Regions from separate parts of the Homo sapiens genome. Here regions 2 and 3 are each linked to region 1. A link is a loop called in an ENCODE intact Hi-C map of the cell type or tissue named here. Cell type or tissue: Caco-2. All regions are shown on one strand.

The links. Hi-C counts contacts between places; a loop is a spot of excess contacts. Peaks named below come from ENCODE experiments on the same cell type or tissue, not always from the same donor. Only the 100,000 strongest peaks of a DNase experiment are listed, where the experiment ranks them.
Region 2: it touches region 1 in a loop (4-fold over the local background); 4 of 110 quality-filtered maps call a loop at or near these places.
Region 3: it touches region 1 in a loop (6-fold over the local background); 11 of 110 quality-filtered maps call a loop at or near these places.

Annotation. Positions count from the first base shown.
Region 1 is chr1:197,309,553-197,314,552 of GRCh38, forward strand. The region is part of intron 1 of CRB1 (crumbs cell polarity complex component 1); the gene reads left to right. Among named protein-coding and RNA genes, the nearest start is that of CRB1, 44 kb to the left of the region's middle. In Caco-2, no CTCF peak of the experiment used is centred here; a DNase peak (open chromatin) is centred at 2,779.
Region 2 is chr1:197,250,752-197,255,751 of GRCh38, forward strand. It overlaps a transcript of CRB1 not described here. Among named protein-coding and RNA genes, the nearest start is that of CRB1, 15 kb to the right of the region's middle. In Caco-2, no CTCF peak of the experiment used is centred here; no DNase peak of the experiment used is centred here.
Region 3 is chr1:197,172,061-197,177,060 of GRCh38, forward strand. It overlaps ZBTB41 (zinc finger and BTB domain containing 41), which reads right to left. Exons shown (of 11, transcript NM_194314.3): 8 at 4,504-4,610; 9 at 2,950-3,055; 10 at 100-188. Among named protein-coding and RNA genes, the nearest start is that of ZBTB41, 27 kb to the right of the region's middle. In Caco-2, no CTCF peak of the experiment used is centred here; a DNase peak (open chromatin) is centred at 2,251.

The sequences.
Region 1 (5,000 bases):
GACCTTCCTGGCTAACACGGTGAAAACCTGTCTCTACTAAAAATACAAAAAATTAGCTGGGCGTGGTGGCAGGCGCCTGTAGTCCCAGCTATGCGGGAGGCTGAGGCAGGAGAATGGCATGAACCCGGGAGGCAGAGCTTGCAGTGAGCCAAGATCGTGTCACTGCACTCCAGCCTGATAACAGAGCAAGACTACATCTCAAAATAAATAAATAAATAAATAAATAAATAAATAAATAAATAAATTTACTTATGTACTGTAGTTGTTCAAGATGAAGGTTACACACAGAGAACTGGGTATGTTATTTATGAGCATATTTGCATTCATGTAGCATCTTAAATGTAGTTGGCAACCCTCTTCTAGCACAATGGACACCTGCTGGACTAACAATATGTTTATACAAGGAAAGTGAAAAATATCTACGTTTGCACACTGGCTGATGAAATGAAAATAGTTTAAACCAGTGATTTTTGTGTATAGCTTTCTTTTAACTTTTTTATTTGGGCTGAGAACCATGTGTGCAATGGTATGATGTTTATAAACATTTGAATGATAAATTTCTCTATGCACAGAGTTACCCAACAGTGTAGGTTTACAAGAAGACACTACATTATTGAAAACAAAGTAATTAAATTTTCGAGGTCAAAGTTCAAGGAGGATCCTGCCCTTGAGACTCTCTTTCCCTCCTCAAGGAGAATGAGAAGCCTCACTGGGTTGGCAATTTTCGGAATAGAAAAATATAAAAAAAACCCTGACATCTTCCAGGCCTAGGAACACATCGTCTTTTGTCTTCGCCCTCACCAAACCTATGCAGAATGTTGTGGCACCTAAATCCCCGTTTCTGGGCTGGAGACTCAGCATTATCTCTTGTCAGGAAGTTGTCAGATCCCTGCATCTGCAGACCACAGATAATAGGGAAAAGGAACGTCAAGGTAAGATCTGTGTAATTAATTAGCTTGTTGAGCAAACAGTTGAAAGGGAAATGAATTTATTAATTTTTGAAATGTATTTTTACCAGATTAAGAGAAGCTTTAGAGTTCTATCAAAAAACTTCCAGATCAATCAACAAGTGATACATATCTATATCTATATAGATATAGATATAGAAAATTCAGTGAATAAAAAAGAAGTTACATACTAATAAATATATTAGCATATTCTATCTGGTTCACCTGATAACCATATTTGCATAGTCATATTAGTTCAATAATGACTTTTGTTTTTAATAGAAATTAAAATTACATAGGGCAGTTTAGGGGAGTAGGAAATATCATATGCTTCTCTTTGCATTATGTTTGTTAATATCCCATTGGCCAAAGCAGTCATGTAGCCAAACCTGACATCCACAGGGTAGAGAAATATATTCTCCCATGGAGATGAAGACACTAATGAATATTTTGATGAACAATAATCTCACCTATGACACCTGCCATTCATCTGACATAGAAATTTCCGATGAATTAAAAATCTAAACTTAAAAAGCTAAGCTAACTTTTAAATTTTAATGGTTTTATACTGACACAATTTCAGACTTCTAAAGTTGTTGCTTGCAGCATTAGTCACAGTAGCCAAGACATGGAAATAACTTAAATGTTCCTTGCTGGATTCATACAGAAAATATGATATACATATGCAATGGGATATTATTCAACCATCAAAAAGAATGAAATTCTGCCATCTGTGACAACATGGATGAACCTTGAGGGCATTATGCTAGGCGAAATAAGTCAGAAAGAGAAATGCAAATACTATATGATCTCATTTCTATGTGGAATTTTAAAAGTCAAACCCATGGAACATAGAATAGAATGGTGATTACCAGAGCCTGCAGGGTGAGGACATTTGAGAGATGTTGATCGAGGAAACAAACGTTCCGTTGTAAGATGAATAACCCCTGGAAATCTAATGTGCAAGAATAATTTTGCTTTCCAAGATTATACAAAATATTTCTTGTATTTCATTAAAAATTCATAGTTTTTAACTCTTGTTGCAACTACTTTATTTTTTTCCGGATTTATTGATGTACAATTGACAGATAATATTGTACACATTTAAGATGAACACTATGATGCTTAGATATATGTATATATTGTGAAATGATTACCACAATCAAGTTAGTTAACACATGCATCACCTCATATAGTTAGTGTGTGTGTGTGTGTGTGTGTGTGTGTGTGTGTGTGTGTGTGTGTGTTGAGAAGATTTAAGATCTACTCTCTCTGGAAATTTCAAGTATATAATACACTATTAATATTATTTATATCTTTTAATGGGAAATTCCCCAATTACCAGTGCTTATCTGTTTCTTATAGATTTGTAGGAGCTCTTTATCTGTTAAATATGCTGGATTCTTTTGCTCATCTTTTAAATTTTGAGTGATATATCTTTCTTTGTACAGAAACTTAAATTTCATATAGCCAAGTGTAAGTAAAACCTAAGGCTTTTCTCATAGTTTCTGCTATTCTTTTCTGTAAGTCGTAAGTAAATTATCACATCATAGATTTTCCCATAAACAACATAACTTAGGCATGTTGCTCCAGATTTGATGAGATGAAAAAATTTTTAATGTCCCTGAAAAAATATGTGTATATAATCAATATACAAATAAACCTTAGCAAGGAAAGATAACTACATAGTAACTGTTTATTAGTTGCTATTCACTGAAACAAAAGAAATCATAGAAACTGAATGAATATGCAACCTCTGTCAGTCATAAAACATTGTTAACAGGCTGGGTGCGGTGGCTCATGCCTGTAATCCCAGCAATTTAGGAGGCCGAGATGGATGAATCACCTGAGGTCAGGAGTTAGAGATAAGCCTGGCCAACATGGTGAAACCCAGTCTCTACTAAAAATACAAAAAAACAAAACAAACAAACAAAAAAGCTGGGCGTGGTGGCAGGCACTTGTAATCCGAGCCATCAGGAGGCTGAGGCAGGAGAACTGCCTGAACCCAGGATGGGGAGGTTGCAGTGAGTCGAGATGGCACCACTGCACTCCAGCCTGAGGGACAAGAGTGAAACTCCGTCTCAAAACAAACAAACAAACAAACACCCAAAAATAAAAACAATCTGTTAAGATAGAAAAAATATAATATGGCTACAAAATAATGACAATTATCTATTCAAATAAAATAAAAGAGAGCACTTTTATATTGTGTTTTTTACACATAGCAACATTTAATATTATTCTTGTATTTTTCATTATCTGTAATATATCAACTGCATTAATCCCTTTCCACAATATTTTATCCAGTTAAATTTTTTTACACATAGCAACATTTAATATTATTCTTGTATTTTTCATTCTCTGTAATATATCAAGTGCATTAATCCCTTTCAACAGTATTTTATCCAGTTAAGTTTTTTTATTTTTTAAATTGACACATCATTGTTTGTATTAGTCCATTCTCACACTGCTATAAAGAACTACCTGAGACTGGGTAACTTATGAAGGAAAGAGGTTTGATTGACTCACAGTTCTTCAGGCTTAACAAGAAACATGACTGGGAGGCCTCAGGAAACCTACAATCATGGCCAAAGGTGAAGGGGAACCAAGAACTTTCTTCACGTGGCAGCAGGGGAAAGAGAATGTGTGGTGGAGGGGAAGTGCCACACACTTTTAAACCATCAGATTTTGTGAGCACTCACTCACTATCACAAGAACATCATGGGGGAAATCTGCTCCCATGATCCAATCACCTGCCACCAGGTCCTTCCCCCAACACTGGGAATTACAATTCAACATAAGATTTGGGTGGGGACACAGAGCCAAACCATACTGTTGTACACATTTTTTGGGTGAATGTGATATTTTGATACATGTATACAATCTGTAATGATCAAATTAGGCCAATTGAGATATACATCACCTGAAACATTTATCTCTTCTTTGTGTTGGGAACATTACAATTCTTTCTCTTCTAGCTATCTAAAAATATGCAGTAAATTATGGTTAATTATAATATCCCTTATTTACTATCAAGTACTAGAATGTATTCCTTTTATCAAATTGCGTTTTTGTACCCATTGACCAACTTCTCTTTATACCTCTTTGCTTCCTTTCCCTTTCCAGCATCTGGTAACCATCAGTCTACCTCCATGATATCCACTTTTTTCACTCCCATGTATAAGTGAGAACATGTGATATTTGTCTTTCTGTGCCTGGCTTCTTTCACTTAACATAATGACCTCCAGTTCCATTCATGTTGCCGCAAATGACAGGATTTCATTCTTTTTGTGGTATATATACTACACTTAAAAATCCATTCATCTGTTGATGGACACAGGTTGATTCCATATCTCGCCTATTGTGAACAGTGCTTCAATAAACGTGGGAGTGCAAATATCTCAAGTCTTTAATCTATTTTGAGTTAGTATTTGTAGGTCTGGTTAAATTTTAAAAGGGTAACAGATTCATTAACTAGCACAGTTAAAACCAGTTTAAAAACGCCTGGCTAAGATTTGCTAAAAACCTGACTAAGATTTGCTAAGGTTCTTGGATCGACATCTTCCACCAAATTTGGGAAATATTTGGCCATTATTAATTCAGAATATTTTTCCTCCCTGTTCTTTTTCTCCTCTCCCTCTGGTACTGCAATTATATGGGAACCTACTTGGAATTATCCCACAGATCACTGCAGCTCTCTGCAGTTTTTTGAAATATTTTTTCTTTCCATTCTTCAGATTATGTAATTTCTGTTAATCGTCTTCAGATATGTGAATCCTTCCTTCTCTGGTTCCAATGTACTGTTCAGCCCATCAAGATTATTCTTCATTTCAGATATTTTACTTTTCAATTCTGAAATTCTCATTGGGTCCTTCTTATAGTTTTCATTTCTCTGCAAAGTTTTCTCATTGTTTACTCATATTCATTCTTTTATTTAAGTCCTTGAAAAATATTAAGTTCTTGCAAGCTAATTTCAACAGTTATGTCATTTCAATATTTATACTTTTTTCTTGATTATAGGTTAGATCTAATAATTTTTATTGTATATTGGAC
Region 2 (5,000 bases), 59 kb before region 1:
TGTCTGACATCCTTCCTAGGACAGTAGCTTACTGCCTCAGGGAGGAGCTGCACCTCAGTCAGAAGAAGCCCTGTTTCCTTGCCGTGTGGTTTTTGTATGGTATGGTTTTTCTTTCCCTTGTGTCTCCTGGAAGAGCTGCTTCTGAAAGTCATTAATCTGCAAAAAGGTTTTAAAAATGAAATAATTTCCATTTGTCTTCCATTCTGCCCACTTGGTAGTCCTTACTTTATATTGAAGTTTTAAGTGATTTCCATAAAATGTAGTTATAGCCATTTTTTATTGAACAACAGAAACACAGACATCATGATACTTTCCATACTTTATCTTATTTGGAGAGATAATAAAACACAGTGGCTAAGAGCATGAACTCTGAATACAGAGTATCTGATTTCCAATCACAGGTCTTCCCCCACAAGCTGTGAAAATTGTTCAATTTGCTTAACTTCTCTGTATTTTGGTTTCCTTACCTGTAAAATGGTGTTATAATTCAAATAAATTAATATATAAAATACTTAAAGCAATGCTGAGCACATAATAAGCACAATAGAAGTGTTTTGGTTGTTGTTGTTGTCTTTGTTTTAATGGTGGTAGTGGTGGTGGTAGTTATTTGATTTTCACAGTAGACCTGTAAGGTACTATTTAAGAAACGGGCTTGAGAAACAGGTTCAGAGATTTTAAGCTTGTATATCATGTAATTGCGTGGAATACAGTTGGTAATTATTAAATATTTATTTAATGAATGAAGTTACAATGATAGCATTAAAGCTCAGGACTGGCTGACATCAAAGCTTGAGCTTTTAATCCCTATTCCTCAAAATATCTCTTCTACTTTTGTCATGGCAAATGAAACCACTTTCTCCAGAATGGGAATTGCATATTGATCCTCCCTGGCTTCCTTTAATCTTTTATTTATGACACTGTATCTGTCAGAAATTCCTTAAATTTTTTTCTATAGAGCTTGTTTCCTTCTCAAGTTTTCAGTGCAATATGGGCTTTCCAAATTTTTTTATGTGTTTGTGCACACATGCATGTGCATGTGGAGGGTGTATGTGTGTGTTTTAAATAATTTCACTTGGTAATGTGGTGTTAAGTAGAAGAAGGAGAGATTATCTGCTTATTGTCAGTTTGTCCAATATTCTCTTGTAGTTATATTTTTCCTTATTTGGGATCTTTGTTAGTTACCAGAAATTGAACTAGGTTAATATCTGTAGCCATTAATATTTTTAGGTTATGATTTTTACTTATGGCAGTAGGACCTTTCTGACTATAACTCATATTAGACCTAGCTATCCACAGTTTTGTTCATACCTTAAATTAGGGGTCAGCAATCTTTTTTGGTAAAGTTCTAGGTAGTAAATATTTTAGGCTTTGTGGGCCCTATGGTCTCTACTCAATTGTAGTATGAATGCAATCATAGATAATATGTATACAAATGAACATAGCTGTGCTCCAATAAAACTTTATGGACACAGAAACTTGAATTTTATATAATTTTTGCATGTCATAGAATATTATTTGATTTTTTTAACCATTTAAAAACATAAAAACCTATTCCATTCTTAGCTTTCAGGTCTCGAAATAGGTGGCTATTTAGAGTTCGTCTTGCAAACCACAGTGCATTCTCTATTCCCCCTTCATGCCCTATATGGCTATAATCCCTATTATTCTAGTGATTCCATTTTATCCCTCATACTAAGCTAGAATTATCATTCTTAAACTTAAATCACTAACCTGATTATATCATTCCTATATCAGTCAGGGCTCTACAGAAAAAAGCCAATAGATTTTATATATATATATATATATATATATATATATATATATATATATATGTGTGTGTGTGTGTGTGTGTGTGTGTGTGTGATATATATATGTGTGTTTATATTACACACACACACACACATATATATAAAATAAAACTTATTATGGGAATTGGCTCATGTGATTATGAAGAATGAGAAGTCCTATGAACTGCATACTACAAGCTGGAGAAACAGGAAAGCCAGTGCAGTAATTCAGCTCAAGTCCGAAGGCCAGAGAACCAGGAGCTCCGATGTCTGAGGGCAGGAGAATATGGATGTCCCAGCCCAAACAGACAGAACAAATTCGCCCTTACATCTGTCTTGTTCTGTTTGGGTTCTCAATGGATTGGATGATGCTCATTCACATTGGTGAAGGCAGATCTTCTTTACTCAGATTATCAATTCAAATGCTAATCCCTCTGGAAACACCTTCACAGACACATCCAGAAAGTATGCTTTACCAGCTATCTGGACATCTGTTAGTCTAGTACAATTGACACATGAAATTAACCATCATAACTCCCCTCTTTACAATCGTTTGTTGACTCTCTAAACTTTATGGCATGACATTTCCATTCACAAAATCTGCATAGTCTACTCTTTCAGACATACCATTCGTTACTTCTCTCTCAGCATTCCTTAGTCAAGGCAATCCCAATTATTTGCTGATTCCGCAGATAAGTACATTCTTTTTTCCCCTGGGCCTTGAATTTCTTTATCACACTTTGCTACTTGGCATACTTATTCTTACTTATTCTTTAAAAGTCTATTTAAAATGGCACGTATTTTATGAAGTTGTCTCTGAACTTTTAGGAAGAATTAATCACTTTTTCATTCATGGTTTCATAGCACTTTGAACATTTTTTAACACAGTGTATCATTATGTTATAATCCACTTTGTTCATGGTTGTTTATACCAATTTTAATATAAACTCTTGATGTAAGAGATTGAATTAATTCACATTTGTTTTCCCCAAACCTGGTATGTATTTTGTGCTTCACAAATGATTTTTAATGCTACAACAAAGAAATTACACATGAATGTTTACATCAGCCATACTTTACCAAAAATCTGCTTTTTAGGGAAGATTTAAAAAATACAGATTATTTTTGGAAAGTACATAATATAATATATGGGTTTACCTTTTTGCAAAGCAAAGAATCATTTGATAAAGAAAAATTTCTCTAAAATTTCTTTGTTTTGAATTTTTTTCTTAATGGGTTTGAATTTTTAAGCTTATAGTTTCATTTGCCAAAAACTATCAAGGTTTTAAGGAAATAACAGCTTTTGTGCTGATAGCTTCGATTACCACCTATAAGTAAGCCAACTGAGAAAAAAAAATCTAGATCTGATATTTTGAGAGGTTTGTGTTTGTTTGTTTGTTTTTGTAATAAACACATCAGCAAATAAATATTCCCAGAGCAAATGTCCTAGGGATGCTAATGGTGAAAATGCTTCAGGCAGCTATTGATCCAAACTCTGGGCCTTCATTCTCTGCCTCCTCATCCTCCTAATTCATACATCTCTTCTCCTTCTTTACGGAGAGGCTAGATACATTTATTTATAGATATAAGTGTAGTTCATGGGAAGAAAGCCACCGCACTTGTATTTGATAGAAAGCTTCCTGGAGATTCTTCAGACTTGTGTGCCTTGTGATTATTTGCCTGGGAAAGCAACCCAAGTTCGCCAAAGTAAAGAGTCAGCACATGAATCCCTTTGTACTTTTTTGGCCATTCCTTGTCCTGAGTGATACACAGAATCTATGCAATCATTATTTATAGCAAGATACAAGAAAAAATACTATAGGGAGCTAAAGGTTTCAGTCCACAAAGTGTTTTTGAAATTAATGTTGATGTCACTGATGACAACCACTCAGAATTGTTCATATTCTTTTCTTAGTAGTGTCACCGTGATTTATGACATGAACAGAATATGTTTTTTTCATATCGTCTCTCTTACCTGAATGTCAGGCTCTGTTGCTATTTCTACTTCTCTGTAGTGGTGATAATTGAATGAGGAGAAGCAAAAAAGCTTCAGCTGTCTTAATTTCTGATTAGGAACATAAATTAACTAGAACTAGGGCTGCTTCCAGAACTCCAAATCAGTTTTTTAAAGAACACCTTTATCTGTCTTTAAATGAAATATAATAATTTCTGAAGGCAATTATAGGCTTTGAATAAAGTAAGTTTATATATGCCAGTAAGCTAATCAAATAATTGCTTTATCTTATGTGACTTCTAGAATTTATAATATTTGTGTTTCTCCTATAATTCTAGAAGTATACATCAATTCAATGTTTGCAAACCTCAGTAACACATATATGCACATTTTTAATGAAGTCAGTGATTTTGTGATGGATCTTATCTTCAACAGGGTCTAATTTTTTTCATGTGCCACCATGTACAGTGACTTCACTCACTGGATTTTGTTGTTGTTAAATTTAAAAGCATGGTAAGGACACTCAAGCCTGTCATGGATTCTTAATTAAACTTTTTGGCTGAGGTCTCTCATGGTCATTTCCTCCTTTTGGTTGCCTGCATCCGTTTCTCTTTCATTTGATAGCAGTGTGCTAAATTCCTTTTGGGGAGTTATACTTTTCCATTGAGTGTAGTTTTAAAACACTGTACTGCAAATCAAGGTGCACTGCCCTACCCTAGTTAGGCTACTCTGACTCTCTCTTCCCACACTTTGATGGAAAAATAGGAAAAAATTAAAATTCACTCATTTGAATGGTATTTTCCTTATGAAATTATGTGTGATGCTTATTGTCTTGACTCCACACCACCATAGTTCCATTCTATTCATATCTATTCTCTTGAATTCTCATCTGTTCTATGCTGCACTGGGTATCCTGCCAATAAATTCTTTATTTTCTTAAGGTAATTTGTTACTTGCAGTCCAAGAACTCTAAATTATTTGATGTGAATCTAGCCATGGAAAATATTTATCAAGTCAGCACCTTTCAACTGTTCACATCCTAGTTGGAAATGAGCATTAGTAATTATAAGAAGGAGCCCACAGTTGAATGCATCTTGATTACTGGCACATAATGCCTGTTTTGGAGAAAAAAGGACGCTTCTGCCTGTCAATCAATTGCTCAAATGTGCAAAGAAAAGTGACAGACCTATACTTAACACATACTCCATTTTCAAAACAAAACCATTACCAACACCTGAAGTGTTGGATCTAGGGGTAAT
Region 3 (5,000 bases), 140 kb before region 1:
AAGAACAACAAAGTTTAAATGCCTATATTTTACTTCTGATTACACTATATATATCTCTCTCTATATATATATATCTATGAACCACTCATTAAATTTTACCTGAATGCGTTCGAAAATGCATTTCCAGACTTGATTTGCCTTTAAAAATTTTCTTACAAACATCACATTGATGAAATGTTGCTTTATATCTAAGAAAATAAAAAGATTTGAGTTTTTCAATATAATTTTAATAACTATAATAAATATGACAATATTAATAATTATATTAATAACTAACATAATGAAAATAAGTTGCAACTTCATTTACAACTGTGTATATAATTCTCACATTAACAAAGTATAGAACTCCAAAGAAACATGGAAATACTTTTAATATGTTGAGCTTGCCTCTGGTTTTTCCTCTTCCAGTTACATCCAACAAACGAATCTATAAAAAGAGGTCTGTAGATTTTCAACTGCTTTAAGTCACTGAACTTTTATTATTACTAGCTATCCAAATATACAAAAAGAAAAATTATAAGGTAGAAACAGATCAAGAGTGGCCTAAAGGGGAAATGAAGAGTTGTCTAGAAAGGGACATGGCAGAAATTTTGTGGTGATGAAACTATTCCATATCTTAATTGTGGTGATGATTACATGACTTGCAGAATTATACACTAAAAAGAATGAATTTCACTTTCTGTAAATTACACCTTAACTAAATTTAAAAAATAGATGCTCAGGCTGATTAAAAAGAATCTGCGGCAATTTTAAAACCCGCATTTATCAAAAAGGTGAAATTGCTCTCATCAGTTCATGTCCTAACAAAAAAATTATAAATTTGAACTAATAAATAAAATTTTATACCTAAATTTAAAAATGAAATATTAGTCCTTTATTTTTACTACAAAATAATAGACAGAAATAAAGCAATAAGTTACCGAAAAGTTAACTTAGTAAGCACCACAGCATAGTGCCTAAGAAGTGTCTTTGAGTTAAACAGTTCTCAACTGAAAATTTTATTGTGAGAATTGAGATATTTACAAAATAATTATCATTTAAGTGGCAGTTATTGAGAAAGCCATACCATCTCACCTCAGAAGCAATTCATATGGAATGAATACATGGCAAAATAATTAAATCAAACCTGGGCTACTTAATCTTCTGTAAAACAGTTTGCTCTTAACATATCCATTGAGTTTTACTGGAAATGTTTAGAACATTGTTACCAATACGAAATACCAACATACTATGCCTAGGATTTTAAATGTCCCTCATTTTTCAATTCATCCAACCCAACATTTATAAGACAACATAAAAAGCACTGTCCTAGATGAACTTAATTCTACTTGATGAAACAGATGGTTGTTTTAATTTTTGTTAGAGACAGGGTCTTGTTCTGTCACCCAGACTAGGTTGCAGCAGCATCATAATAGCTCACTGCAGCCTTGAACTCCTGGGCTCAAGCTATCCTTCTGCCTCAGCCTCCTGAGTAGCTGAGACTACAGGTACATGCCACCACACCCAGATAATTTATTTTCTTTTATTGTTTTGTAGAGACAGGGTCTCACTTTGTTGCCCAGGCTGGTGTCAAACTCCTGAAACAAACATTTACACAGATAATTTGGATTTTGTGAATTGAGGTTGTGAATAATAACCCTGGCAAAAGACTCCTAACCAGTATGCTTGGTTTACCTTATTCCATTCATATCCATGGTAAATATAAACAGAGATACAAACAGGGTCACCATGGGCACATAGAGAAAGAGGAAGTAGTACTCGACTGGGGGCAATTTTGCCCCCCATAAAACATGTGGCAATGCCTGAAAACGTTTTTGTTTTTCACATCTGGGGATACGATAATAAGTGCTACTGGCATATAATGGGTAGAAGCCATGAATATTGAGAAACGTCCTACAATACACAAGAAAAGAATTACTTGGTCCAAAATGTCAACAGTGTTTGGGCTGAGAAACCTTGCTCTATACTATGAACAAAGTGATATTTTCAACATAAATATGTACAAAACACTTTAACTTCCTCACAGTGGACTTAAGATAAATTCTGTAGGGCCTTGCATGGCTAAGACCCTATGAAAATATACCTTGCAATTACCACATGGATGCTAAGCCATACAGATTTTCAAGGAAGGAGAGGATAAACAATTTGAACTGAAGCAGAGATGTCAGTAAAAAAAGAACTTAAAAATGCCTATTGATTTGGCAACAAGGAAGTCATACTGATAACTGAGCAGAATAAGATCAGAGGTCAGATTGCAACAGTGGCTGGAATGTGAAGTGGTTACTGAGGTAGTCACCATAAAAAAGTTTAGAAGCAAAGATTAGAAAAATAATTGGTGGTTGGAGGCGTGTTAATCCTATGTACATTTTGCTAATTATGCTCAGGACTATTAAGTGAAGTCTCTTGGCACTTTAGAACATGTCTGTTGTTTATCATTTGCCCAAATGCCTAACCCCAAAACATGAATTACTTGAATGTTTTACACTTAGCAACTAACCTCAGTTAAACTTGGATATCTAAATTATACTAAAAAGCTGATGTTCAAGATAGCACACAGCGCCTTCAAATAAAATAATATTTTAAATGCTTAGTATGATTAGAAACAAGTTTAAATTCTGACTGCAAACATTTCCTAACAACTGCTGTCTTATTAAGTATAATATATAGGCAGTATATTTAGCTCTCAAAGAGCCTCAGCAACCAAATGCCAAGATTTTTTATTAATTATTGTTAACTTGCATGTCACCTCCCTGGCCTTTGAATTAACTGAAAACAAGGAGGAAAATATATGCTTGCTGAATTCTTTTAGGTCTATAGAGATGCTACAGAATGTAGAGAAAGAGAACTGGTTAACCTAACTTCAATTAAACAAAGTAAACAAAAAAAGTTACAACTTTCCTCAGAGACTTAGCCAATGTAAACTATGAGACATTTTGCTTTTTCACTTACTTTTGCCACACTTTCTCTCCAAGGTGTACGCTTTTGTAATGAACAGTGAGATGATCCCTACGACCAAAACATTTTCCACATTCTTCACACTGATGAGCTTTTTCACCTTAAAATAAAGACCCAAATATTTTCATTATAATATACATCTCAGGTTTTTATCCCCAGAAACAAACTATCAAACAGTAAGATCACATGATGTCAAATATAACAGGAAAGTAAAGCCACATTTTATTCTGCACTATTTGCTTTATATTCCTTACTCAAATAACTTTCTTCAAAAAATGTATGCTTAATTTCATGGATGTGAATCTTTTCCCCGCTTGGAAAAGGAATCAATAGCCTTTTGTTGAACACTTCAAATCATACATTTCAATGTAACAGAGCAAGATAAACGAAACTACTTCAAAACTTAGGAATTTTAAATATATATATATATATATGTCTGTATATCAAACACCTCAAATTGATATACATTAAATTAAGATGAGGGTGTCTTACTGTTTATAAAAAGGACCCAAACATTTTCAGATCTTTGTACTTTACTTTTAGAAGATTTTTCATCTGTGAGGATTTCTTACGTTTGCAATGAGCCAAAATACAAATATAATGAAAAATTCTACGTAAGTCCAATTTCTCATCTCTATTCTTACATTTACTTACAAAGGCTTGGTTTTAAAAAACAATTACTGTCTCAATACCAGTGTGCAATTAAAGCATGTGGCCTCTAGACTTAGAAATTAAGAATTCTCCTCATAAAAATAAAAAGGCATAATTCCAATGGAAAAAGTCATCAGATTTTTAGTATCTGTTAGAAGTGGTGAAAACAACTGCAACCTATCTCATTGAGATCATCTCAGAAAATTACTATCTGTTGCATACTTTATATTCAAAAATTATGTTTAAAATAATAATAATAATCACCTGTTCTACCGTGCTCATAGAGATGGCTCTTTCCCATTATTGTGCTCACAGAGTTGGCTCTCTTAGCACTTCCTGAACATCAATCTGAGAGGAAAATATGAAAGAAATCCCCAGAATATAAAAATTATACAGTATAAAGATCTGAAATTGGTCAGGATTATTAAGGTACTCTTCTCCAAAGACAGGGTTTCAAAATTCACTATAATATACACTTTTAGCACCTAATTTTAATCATTTCCCTTTTAATATGTAAGTTTCACCAACTTCTTCTCAAATCCAATCAAAATGAGAAAAATTATCATGGCTTCTCCCTTTAAGGAACTGTCAATAGCAATTATTAGATATATCCATGTAATATGCAAAATGCAAATTTTGAGAATTTATTTAAAATTAAACTTTACACTTTATAGTCACAAAGGGTTACCAAATAATTAAAATTACAGTGAATATGTCATAAACTTATGTCCCTTTTGGATGCTTTTTAAAAAATGTTTTCAGAACCAGAATTACAAAGAAGTGATGAGCATAAACCAAATTATTAAACTTATAGCCAACATAAACATAACATCATATTATGTTCCTTTCAGGTATTTAAAAAGGATTTTCGAACTAGCATTACAAAATATGGTATACCTGAATGTATTTTTTTGTGCTTTGTAAGGTGATCATGACGGATAAATGTTTTTCCACATTCATCGCACTCATATCTTTTATCATCATGATGTACTCGTAAGTGAAGTCTATAAAGAAAAAAGAATTGAACACCATTAAAACTGGTGACATAGAAGGAAAAAGCTCAATAATGAATAAATGATGAATAAACAATGAAAACTGGGCTGTCTACTCAACCACTCATACATTATTGGCTTTATTTCTATGACTTTCAGAGTCCTTTTCAGTCTTTTACCACCTGACCCCAGGTCCCTACTCATCTCTTTCAAGAAAGCATTTCAACATTTGTATATGCTCAAACCACTTCTCAACATTATTCCTTCCCATCATATTAGATCCTAAATCTAGTTCACTGAATCTATCAAATGTCTAAGGTTATTATCTAGCTGACTGGCCAAGACTCAAAAATATAAAAAGTAGGAGTAATCAGAAAGGAATTAGAATCAGACAAATGAAGT